2 separate regions of the Mus musculus genome follow, and region 1 is linked to region 2. The links are chromatin loops, found by intact Hi-C in ENCODE. Cell type or tissue: gastrocnemius. All regions are shown on one strand. Each heading gives the region's core, and the rest is flanking DNA. Links, peaks and the distances in the headings are about the cores only.

Region 1 (5,474 bases), core at 354-5,353, 450 kb before region 2:
CTCACTATCCCATGTGCCCTTAGGGAGTCTGGGAGCTAAGGAGCCCTTGACAACTTAAACCCCTCAGGCTGTATCATACTTCATAGCTGTTGCTGTGTGAAGGGCTCACAGTGCAGTGAAGCAGGCTCTTCGGAACCTTCCTGTGCGTTGGCTGGAGAGCCAACTCTTGAAATGAGCCCGGCAGGGTGGAGTGTCGTTGGCTGGCATAAAGAAGCTGGGTCATGTGGTCTTCCCACCTCTGCAGTAGTATAGAGCGGTCTGCACACGGCACAGGCCAGGGCCAGCCCATGCTTCCTTTCTAGCCCGGAAGTTGTAGGTGGATGTGTTGGTTGTTGAAAATCTCGAGGAATTGGAGAAAGCTGAGCTGCTCAATCCTTGTCCTGGTCCTCCCAGAGCTTTAGGGGAAGAGCCAAGGTCAGGCAATGGCCCGAGGCCCCCAACCCTAAGAGGGAAGACAGCACAAGCACTGTTCTAACTGCCCGAGGAGCTTCACTAAGGAAAGCACCACCCGACTCTGACTTGTTACCATCTCTGGAGGAGTCCCTAGCAATGTTCATTAAAATGCACCTATGTGTGGTGGCTCTCGAATTCCCTGTTTGGGAATCTGTCCAACTAAAATAAACACTGTCACACAGAGGAACAGGTACCAAATGAGCGTGTTTACCGACTGTGGTGGAAAGAGTAATAAGCTTGAACAGAACATATCCGTCTTTTGGGATGTTAGGCAGTTGCTGAAATGTCGGCTTTGAATAGGCTAGTCCTTTTCTGAACAGGAATTGTTATCCAGTTGTGCTCAGTTTATACAATTCATTAAGTCATGTAATTATATGCCATATACTTTCAAATTATGTTGTGTTTCTTTCTACTTATACGACTTAAGAAATACAAATTCTAAATAATTAAACAACACCAACCCAGCTACAGCTATTGATCTGTTGTAGAAGTTGGCAAATTATGACTTGGGGCCAAATCTAGCCTGTTTCTATAATGAGATGTTATTATACCACACTCATATTTATTTGCATGGTGTCTCTGGCTGCTTTTCTCTTTTTCAATCAAATGGCAGAGTTCATATGGTCTGTGTAGCCTGGACTATTTGCTCCTTGGCTGCCTCTGAAAAGAACCCCTGGACCTAGAGGTACATCCATAGCCATTATGTAAGAAGGTTAGGTTTCATAAAAGTATCTGCTATGAATTCCCATCGACTAAATAAGCAACTGCAGCCGATACTCCCTGTGTACAAGGTGTGTTTGTGTGTTTCATAAGTGTGGGACTAAAGGGGAGGAAGCACATGAGCTGGGCTGCAGATACTGGGGTCACAGGGGATCAGGAGTGGAGGCCTTGCTGGAGGTGGGGAGAGCATCGTCTCTTCTTCTCTTTGTTCCTCTGGTTGCAGTAGATACATTTTACATTTTTGTGTCCTGGGGCTTGAATCTAGGGCCTTGTGATGCCAGACCAATGCTGGGTACCTGAGCCTTCCTTTGAGAACTTAATTTTGAGATAGAGGCTAAAGTTATCCAGGATGAGTTTGAACTCATGATCCCCCTGCCTCATCTCCTGAAGAACTGGGATTATATCACATTTGTGTGTGTGTGTGTGTGTGTGTGTGTGTGTGTGTGTGTGTTGTATGTGTATATATAAGTATTGTAAATGTATGTACATGTGTGTATGTGTGTAATGTATGTGTATGTAAATGATGTATCTGTACATCTGTACACGTGAATACATGTGAGCATTTATGTGTATGCATATGTGTATATTGTGGCATGCATGTGTAAATGATGTATGTGTACATGTGTATGTGTGCAAGTGTGTGGATATATATGTATATATAGATGTGTGGTAAATATATATATATATATATATGAGTGTGTGTGTGTATATAGATATACATATATATGTGTTATGTGTGTGTATATTGTATAGTGTGCATGTGTGTGCACATGTGTATGCATCCATGAACAAGCACAGTGACAAGATGAGGACATTATCACTCTTGGTCTGATTTGTTACTAAATTTGGAGCTGGGCTGGCAGCCAGCAAGCCCCAGCAATTCTCCTGACTCTATCACCCTGTACGACTGCAGTTACAGGTGTGTACACCTGACGTTTTACATGGGTGCTGGGGATTTGAACCTAGGTACTTAGGGTTGTAGAGAAGGCATCCTCACCCAGAGAAGCCGTCTCCCCACTGTGTAGCCGTCCTGAAACGCACTTTGTAGACAGCCTGGCCTTGAATTCAAGAGAGATCCTTCTGCCTCAGCTCCCAAGTGCCGGGATTAATGGTGTGCACCACGATTACCCCTTCTTACTTTTATACCTTTTGAGAAAAAAAACCAAACAAACAGTAAAATGGAAAAATGTTTAAATAGGACAAAAGCTTTTAATAAAATGGCTCCCCAAAGAGTAGCAATCAAAACTGAGTGGACATACTCAGGGACTGTACATTGGTGGCTTTGAGCAGGATGCTGGGTGGGCATGGGCCTGGCAGAACCAGGCTTATGCCCTGCCTGGGAACTTCAAGTTTCTATTGCCTCTCCCTGTCTCTCTATCTCAGGAGCTGGGTCTGTTCTTTGGATTTTAGGCACACTGGTGGCCGGCCTTCTTCCGGCAGCTCCATCACCACCAAGCTCCACCCAATCCCACCTCTAGTCCAGATTCTTTTACTTAAAGAAACCCCTGCCGCGACAGTACCTTCCATTCTCAATCCTGTGGTCTGACTTCCTAATGCCTCAGAGTTCCGTTTTTTTGTTTCAGAAACCACTGGACACCCCAGCTGCTCTGTAGACCAGCTGCAACATCAGGGAACTGGTTAGACCTTCAGAAATCTCAGGCTCAACTCCAAGCCTGCAAGTCGATATCTACATTTTAACAAAATCCCTGTGCACATTTCTGCACTCAGAAATCCCAGTCACCCTGCGGCTGGTTAAGAACCCCAAGAGAAGCAGAAAGAGTTTGCCTCATTGGCCACTAGGGGGCAGGCGGCACCCGTGCTCTGCTCCCATGTGGGTTGGGCACAGGGGCCCATGTCTTGTATGGAGGATGCCTACCAGTTCCTCCACCCTCACAGCATCTCAGGTGTTGTGAAGATTTGAGATCAGAGCCCCTTGAGCCAGGACCCCCTCTTGCTCTGTTCTGAATCTTCTGTGTCTTGGCTTGAGACTCCTCATGCAGGATGAGCTCTCGGCTTGAGTTGGTACCAGATCACCAGGGCCTTCTACCCTTAGCCCGCGTCTCTACCTCCCGCAGGGAACTCGCATCTGTCCAAAAGAGCTGGCCAGGCTCCTGCTTCTGGCTGGCTTTTCTCATGGATGGGTTGCTGAAGCATTGTGGTTTCGAGTCTGGGCTTTAGGGGCAGGCTTCGGTTTGAAAGCTAGATCTCTCACGAGCAAATATTTGCCGGGTGCCTCCTGTGTTCCTCCCCTGCTCTCCTGCAAAAGACTGCAGGCACATTCACGACGCCTTCATTTTTCTCAATGATGAGAGATGAACACAAAATAAACAAGACATGTCCCTAAGACAGCCTGTGAGGAAGTAAAGGAGTGTGATCCGTGGCCTGCCTGTCACTAGCGGAGATGGTGGCATTTGTCTGAGACTACAGTGGCAAGCTTGGAAGAGAGCTTGTTGCAGTTTCCAGAAAAGAACATGACAGGCAGGGGGAACAACAGAGGCAGAGGCCAGGAGAAGAATTGTTACAGAAACTGTTTGGAGTGGGTGTGGCTAAGCCTAGTGATGCAGTGCCCAGCTTTGCCCGGTGCTGTGGTGTGGCTGGGGTGGGATCCTGGACTATTAAAGAGATAGGAAGAGAGCACTGCAGTGGAGACAGTCCAGGAAGCTCTCTGCAGGAGGCAGGATGGGAGTGGGCTAGAGGGCTGGGGGGAGCCATGGCTAATGCTTGCTGCATGCTCGTCTACCATGACAGTTCTGCCAGGCTGCCTTAGGAACTGTGGGGACGAAGGGGTGGTTCCAACTTTAGAATGGCCTTAGGTCTGGGTGGGTTCACTCTGTCTCCTCCAGCATTTGCTGACGACAACGCCAGGTCGCTCGGTGTTGGTGTTGGTCATGCACTTTTCCCATGTATGGTAACCTTTTGAGGTAGTTATTAACATCCACTCCATTTTAGAGACGAGGAAAACAGGGAGAGGGAGGAGAGGGAGAGCCAATGTTTGCAGGACTGTAAGGTAGAAAGGGTTCCTCATCTTCACATCAGCCCGTCCTTCTGCAAAATGATGTCTTCTATGGGTCGAGTCCTGGCCAGGAGGCTGGGTAAATCCCTGGACTGAGAAATAGTTAGGTGGAGGATGCCTTTTCTCACGGAACCTGGAACATTCCAGCAAGTTCTCAGGATCTGCCCCACCCACTCACCATGGGTTAGAGCTCTACTGTTCCAGGTTTCACTCGGGGGCCCGGGATCTGGACTCAAGCTTGCATGGTAAGCACTCCCACACCGACCCATCTCCTTGGGCCCTTCCTGACTGACTCTTCTGTTAACTAAATCTTCTGTCCAGTGACCTTTTAATTCCCTCTTCAGCCTGGCTGATCTGATTGTGCTCCCCTGAGCCAGAAGTCCAGGTCCCTGGGGGCCCAGCAGAGAAAGGCTGAGGTGGAGCCACACCCTGAGGAAATGGTAGTGCTTGCTTGTTTCTGCACCGATCTTTTTGGCATAGTTGGAGAGCTTACAACCTTGCAGCCAAGTCTTTGAGAAAGTGAGACACTAGGCGACTGTTCCTGGCTGCAGTGCTCTCTCTGCCTGACCTGAGAGCTGAGATCTAGGGAGCAGAGACATTCAAAGAGACAGTCTACGCCGATTGCTTCAAACACCGACCTGGTGGTGCATTTGGCCACCATTTCCTGGCCCTTACTAAATATCAGGTGCTTTAAGGAGACCGTCTCACCGAATCCCCACCTCACCTCACATCTCTGAGGATGACCACTCAGTTGTCAGGCACAATGATTGTGGTGTGGCGAGTTCAGCCCCTCGTTCAGAGTCACGAAGCTGTCAAGTGGCCCATCTAGCATACAAGACCCAGGAGTCAGACATGACTCCAGGACTTGAGTCCTCAGCCACTCCCCTGCCCACTTCCCTGGGTGCTCTCAGACATCTTAGCCTTCGAGAACTGAGAACATCAAGAGAGAGAAGGAGGGAGGAAGGGAGAGGGAGAAGAAGAGGAGAAGTGGGAGGAGGAGGAGGAAGAGAGAAGAGGAAGGAGAGAGAGACAGAGACACACAGAGACATAGAGACAGAGATATACACACAGAGACATAGAGAGAGACACACAGAGAGACATAGAAACAGAGAGAGACAGAAAGATACACAGAGAGACAGAGAGAACACTAGCAGGGACTTGTCCCAGCTTCACAATAGTATCCAGAGAAAAAGGTTTTTATGTTAAAATTAAGTGATGCTCACAGGAGACAGTATATCCTGGGAAACACCTTACCACCTTGGGTGATGAACCTTGGAAGACCCTGGGA
Region 2 (5,474 bases), core at 314-5,313:
GTCTGCAGAATCAGAGAGAATATGGCTGACCACACCAAGCCTCTTTTCCATATAGACAAGGATAAAATGCACAGGAAATGACCAACAACTGTGGGGTGTTACAGCCAAACGGAACACAACTGCCAGGTTTCAACTCTGTGTCTACCAGTTTATGTCATCCAGAACTTGAAGCTGTGAACCATGACCCCATGCACCTCCTGATTGTCCCCAGAGCAAGAAGGAAAGGGGGGATGGTTAGGGGGATGTGTTCCCCAAAAGTTCTTGTGTTGAAAACTTAATCCCAGGCACTGGCATAGCCTCATACGAGACAGTGCCTGGCAAATACAGAAGTGGATGCTCACAGTCATCTATAAGATGGAACACAGGGCCCCCAATGGAGAAGCTAGAGAAAGCACCCAAGGAGCTGAAGAGGCCTGCGACCCTATAGGTGGAACAACAATAGAAACTAACAAGTACCCCTAGAACTCATATGTCTAGCTGCATATGTAGCAGAAGATGGCCTAGTCAGCCATCACTGGGAAGAGAGGTCCCTTGGTATTGCAAACTTTATATGCCCCAGTACAGGGGAATGCCAGGGCCAAGAAGCGGGAGTGGGTGGGTAGGGGAGCAGGGCAGAGGGAGGGTATAGGGAACTTTCAGTATAGCATTTGAAATGTATATAAAAAATATCTAATAAAAAAGAAAGAGAGAGGGGGGAAAGGAAGGAAGGAAGGAAGGAAGGAAGGAAGGGAGGGAGGGAGGGAGGGAGGGAGAGAGAGAGAGAGAAAGAGAGAGAGAAAGAGAGAAAGAAAGAAAGAAAGAAAGAAAGAAAGAAAGAGAGAGAGAGAGAGAGAGAGAGAGAGAGAGAAAGAAAGAGAGAAAGAAAAGAAAACTTAATCCCCAAAGTCATATATTAATGGGCCTTGGAGAAGTGACTACTGTTAGGTAAGGTCCTGAGGATGGGACCCCAGGGTGGCACCGGTAGCTTTATAAGAAGGGGAAACTTGGACTCTGTCTCACTGTGTGATGCTTCTGCATGTTGTGACCACAAGACCCTCAGCTGACGTTAGCAGCCCACTCTTAGACTCCCCTGGCCCCAGAACCATAAGCTAATCAAACCTCCATTTCTTATAAAGTACCTTGACTCGGGCATTTTCCAGACTCATTTTCCATGGGAATATAGAGAGAGGGACTCTTACACTTTGAAGGACACTCACTACAGAATGTCAGGCCCCGGAGATAGTTCTTATGTACCCACTGTAATCCAGAACTGTCTAGCAGTAGAAACAGAGTAGAAACCAAGCAAGAATACTCCAGAAGCCATAGATGTTATAGAGTAGACTAAGAGGAAGTTTCTAGATTTTCAAAAGGAAGAAACTGAGACTGAGTAAAGTGTGTATGTGTTGGGCCACAAAACTGTGCAAACAACAACATGGAGATTTGAGTTTGGTCTGTCTGACCCCCTCCCTCCAAGAGCCACAGGCAATGCAGTGAGGGACAGCATGCTCCCATTGGCCCAAAAAACCCCAAAGAGTCACCCCAAGTTAGACATGATGACTCACACTTATAAGTCCAGCACTGGAACTGGAAGAGACCATGGTCTAGGTCAGCCTGAGGATCATAGCAGATCCCAAAAAGGGGGGAGGAAATTCATCCTAAAGACCAAAAATCTCAGGTCCTAGGCAGGACTGGGAGCCTTTATTTGGCATCTCCCAGATCCTAAGTGTGTATCTCAGCAGCTAGCTCTCGCGAGAACTCAGTCCCAGGCTAATCGCAGGTAGAATCTGATAGACTATCGGTACTGTGTCCCTACATTGGCTTTTCCTCTGCAAAATTAAACGAAGAACAACTACCCCACAGAGATTTCAAGTTAATATGGGTGAAAGTCTTATAATAGTTCCCAAAACACAGCTATACTCAGAAGCTGTCCTTGGTTCCGCTTCTGCAGAAAGGGGAAGGAACCGGGGTGACACTGGGTTATGCTGATTTCCAATGAAATCATTCAGTGTGTTCACCCTCGGGCAGATCCCCATCTTCCTAGTCAAGGGGTAAAGTCTGAAGGGGGGCAAAAGTGTTCTGGGGAAGTGGGTATGACATCCTGAGTGGGTTTGTGAAGAGATCTTTGCTTGGCTCCTTTGGAAAACATACCAGAAACAAGAGACCAGATTATCGTGAGTTGAACCTTGGGGTTAGCCTGACCTCTAGTGGTCAAATAATAAACCATCGGGGTACTTGAGAGCCGCTTAAGGGTAAACAAAAGGATAACTTTGTTTATCCACTTATCCGGTGGGTGGTTTTTGAATCCACAAGGTCTTGAGCGTGGCTAAGCTGCAGGCACACTAAGTAAGCTCCATGGTTCACATAAGTCTTAAGTGGTAGAGTTGGGGTTTTACACCAAGCCTGCTTGATTTTAGAGGTCTCTTGTTTATCCACACAGCATGATCGATGCCTGCCTTTATGAAGCCTTCATGTTTAATTCATAGAGACGGCCAAGCTGATGAAGGCCACCACAAGTATGCCTGGAATAACACAAACATATTATAACGCTCATTTTTTTTTTCAAACCGGGGAACTGCTGTTCGATGGCCTGGCACTGTGTATTTGACCACGCATTCAATGTTGAGTTAGTATATGAATTTCCACCTCCTGCTTCCTGTCCCAATGATCGCTTCATATGGACACTACAAATGCCAGCTTGTTTGAGGGTGGCTGGTCTTCCCATCTGCTCTAAAATTCAGCAAAGCCTGGAGGTTGGGGCTTTACTCCCTGAACCCCACAACAGAGATTTGCTGAACCCCACAACAAAGATTTGCTGATGGCTAAGACCACACCCGCCCAGCACTGAGTGAGTCACAGAGTGTTCAACTTACAACAGTCACCCTCAGATTTCTGGACATCAGGATGGACGATGCCAAAATGGTCCATACTCAACAGAAACTATATTTGAGATTTTAGATTTGGGTTCTTTCCCAAAATAACAAAATATGCAGCACGGTGCTCGATCCTGACACTAGGCAGAAGCAGGAAGCCATGGCTCTGATCAGCTCCATGCTTCGGAAGATAACAACCAACGCTTGACAGTATCATAAGTCATGGTGTTCAACAACTGGGTACAGTAAATGCATTTCTGGCTTAGGATGGGCTCACTGGCATTTAACCCCCACTGGTAGGTGGGATACTGGTCAAGGCATGGAAGGGCAGCCATCTGTTTCCCAGGCACCACTTGAGAGATGAGAATGTCAGTATGTCGGTATGTCAGTGTTTTCTGAGACAAATGGCACAGTGAATGATCTGTAACAAGTTGAGAACACTCTTTACAAATAGGACAGTCACTGAGTCCCTTTACAAGGGCAGATGGTGACTCCTGTGTCTGGACCAAGTGAGGAAGAACCTTGTAGCAAGATTCCTCCAGCACTAAAGAGAAAGTCCTGGGGGCTAGAGAGATGGCTCGTTCATTAAGAGCACTCCCAGAAGACCCAAATTCAATTCCTAGCACTCGTGGCTAGCAATGATCCGAACTCCAGTTCCAGTGGGGAATCTGATGCCCTCTTCTGGCCCTTCTGGGCACTGCACACATTTGGTGCACAGACATATAGGCAGCAAAATACCCACGCACATTAAATCAGAATGAACACGGCTTTAAAATAAGGAGAGAGAAAATCCTGTTTTACAACTTTTTAAAAGGCCAGCCGAACGCTAAAAGGTGAAGATAAATACAACACGCTGGAGGCGGAGTTGAGAAGGAAGGCAGAGCTGTTCTTTATATGCCCCAAGGCCCTACCTTAGAGGCAGTTACCCACAGACAGTCACTGCTGAGCACATTGGAGTAGGGAGGGGGATTAAGTACTTTAGCAAAGTGCCTAATAGAAGCTGCATACAGGAGAAGCACTTAGGTTTGGAGCATGGGCTACTGTATGCCCTGTAGCAACTCCAACTTGCTCACATCTGGATGGATCGGGACGCAGAGGCCAGCCAGAAGTAGGGCTAGCCTGTAAACCTCAAGGCCCACCAAGTGACCCACTCCCTGTAGCTCAGCCCACCTCCTAAGGTTTTCATAACTGCTGAGACCTGCCTGACTTTGGGATCAACCAGACCAAGGCAATGGGGAAATGAAGAAGTGGGTGACACATACACAGAAATGCTGAGCTGGGCATGCACTCGTATGGAGATGTATCAGCAGTCCAGAAACTCAGCCCAGTTATTATATGCAGTGGAATGAGAGGGAGGAAGAGGAGGAGGAGGAGGAGGAGGGGAGGGGAGGAAGAAGAGGAAAAGGACTAGGTACTCTTAGTAGGTGGGGTTTCTGTAGAGCAGTCCCTTGTTGCTGTCACCTGGGAAGAGGAAGCTGTGGCTGGAACTCTTCACATACTATCAACGTCTGACCAAAGGAAGGGTCCGTAACGTGGCTGTACTCATGCCAATAACACTCATTCACTCGAGGTTTCATCCACTCTCCACATAGAACCCCCTACCAGGATGAACAGCGCCACCATGAGGGGACCAAATGTTCAAACCTGGAAGCCTCTGGGAGACATTTTAGCAGAAAATAAGATCATTGGAAAGCAGGCAGGATTCAAGTGCTACCGTAGACGAACTCCAAGCTCTGTGTAGCTCATTCCCAAGCACTGCCTTATCTCACTTAGATTTAAAATAACCCAGCACCGGTCTCTCAAAGAGCAATGATGATCCCCAAGCTGGCCATAACTACTGCAGGGCTAAAGATGAATCAATACAGAGGCCTTAAACTGGCCACAAAGATGAAGGGCAAGTGGAAGACAGTACGTGCAGTTAGCTAGCTAGTGTTCCCTGGCCAAAGCTAACAATACGGAAAGATAAACAGACGGCATTCAGTAGTGCTGTTCCTGCCTGGCCACAGAGCTAAAAGGTATGCCGACAACCATAAAAGAAATCGAGTTTGTTATTATTTCTTCCTATCGTCGATTCATCCTGCGTGCTTGAGCACATTGAGCAACTCCAGCTGGCTACAGGCTACGTCAAAGGATATTAAAGTTAAATCTTTTCCCTTTTGTAAGGCAGAATGAGTAAAGTCTGGGGCTTTCATGCCCCAGACTCTAGAAGAAAGGGCAACTTTGTGGTACAAACACATACAACACGCTGGAGGCGGAGTTGAGAAGGAAGGCAGACAGAAGGAAGGCTCCCTGGGAGCCTGGTTCTGGTCTTTTTTCCTTTGTTTGTTTGTTTGTTTGTTTGTTTGTTTGGTGACATGGTCCCCAGTAGCTCAGGCTAGCCTTGGCTTTGTTATGTAGTTGAGGATGGTGTTGAATTCATTGTTCTCCCACCTCCGCCTCCCTGAATGAGCAAGGACGACAGGCAACAGGGGTACCCCACCATGCTCATCCTTAACCCCCTCACTTCTCTCTGTTCCCCTCTTCTATCTCTTTCCAGATAGCATCCTTATCCTGGCACCCAGGATCGCATCTAATTTCAGCAAACTGCTTTTGCATCCCTTTTTTTCCTTAAATCCATTTCTAAGT

The links. Peaks named below come from ENCODE experiments on the same cell type or tissue, not always from the same donor. Only the 100,000 strongest peaks of a DNase experiment are listed, where the experiment ranks them.
Region 1: a loop joins it to region 2, with 6 times the contacts of the local background. A loop is called at or near these places in 38 of 42 quality-filtered maps.

The regions. Positions count from the first base shown.
Region 1 is chr7:122,467,830-122,473,303 of GRCm38, forward strand. The region is part of intron 5 of Prkcb (protein kinase C, beta); the gene reads left to right. Among named protein-coding and RNA genes, the nearest start is that of Gm51497, 170 kb to the left of the region's middle. In gastrocnemius, for the core only: a CTCF peak has its summit at 2,977 (motif pointing right); DNase peaks (open chromatin) are centred at 2,063, 2,999, 3,251 and 3,877; H3K27ac peaks cover 456 bases.
Region 2 is chr7:122,918,200-122,923,673 of GRCm38, forward strand. No RefSeq gene overlaps it. Among named protein-coding and RNA genes, the nearest start is that of Gm39082, 3.6 kb to the right of the region's middle. In gastrocnemius, for the core only: CTCF peaks have their summits at 2,198 (motif pointing left) and 3,541 (motif pointing left); DNase peaks (open chromatin) are centred at 2,141 and 3,530.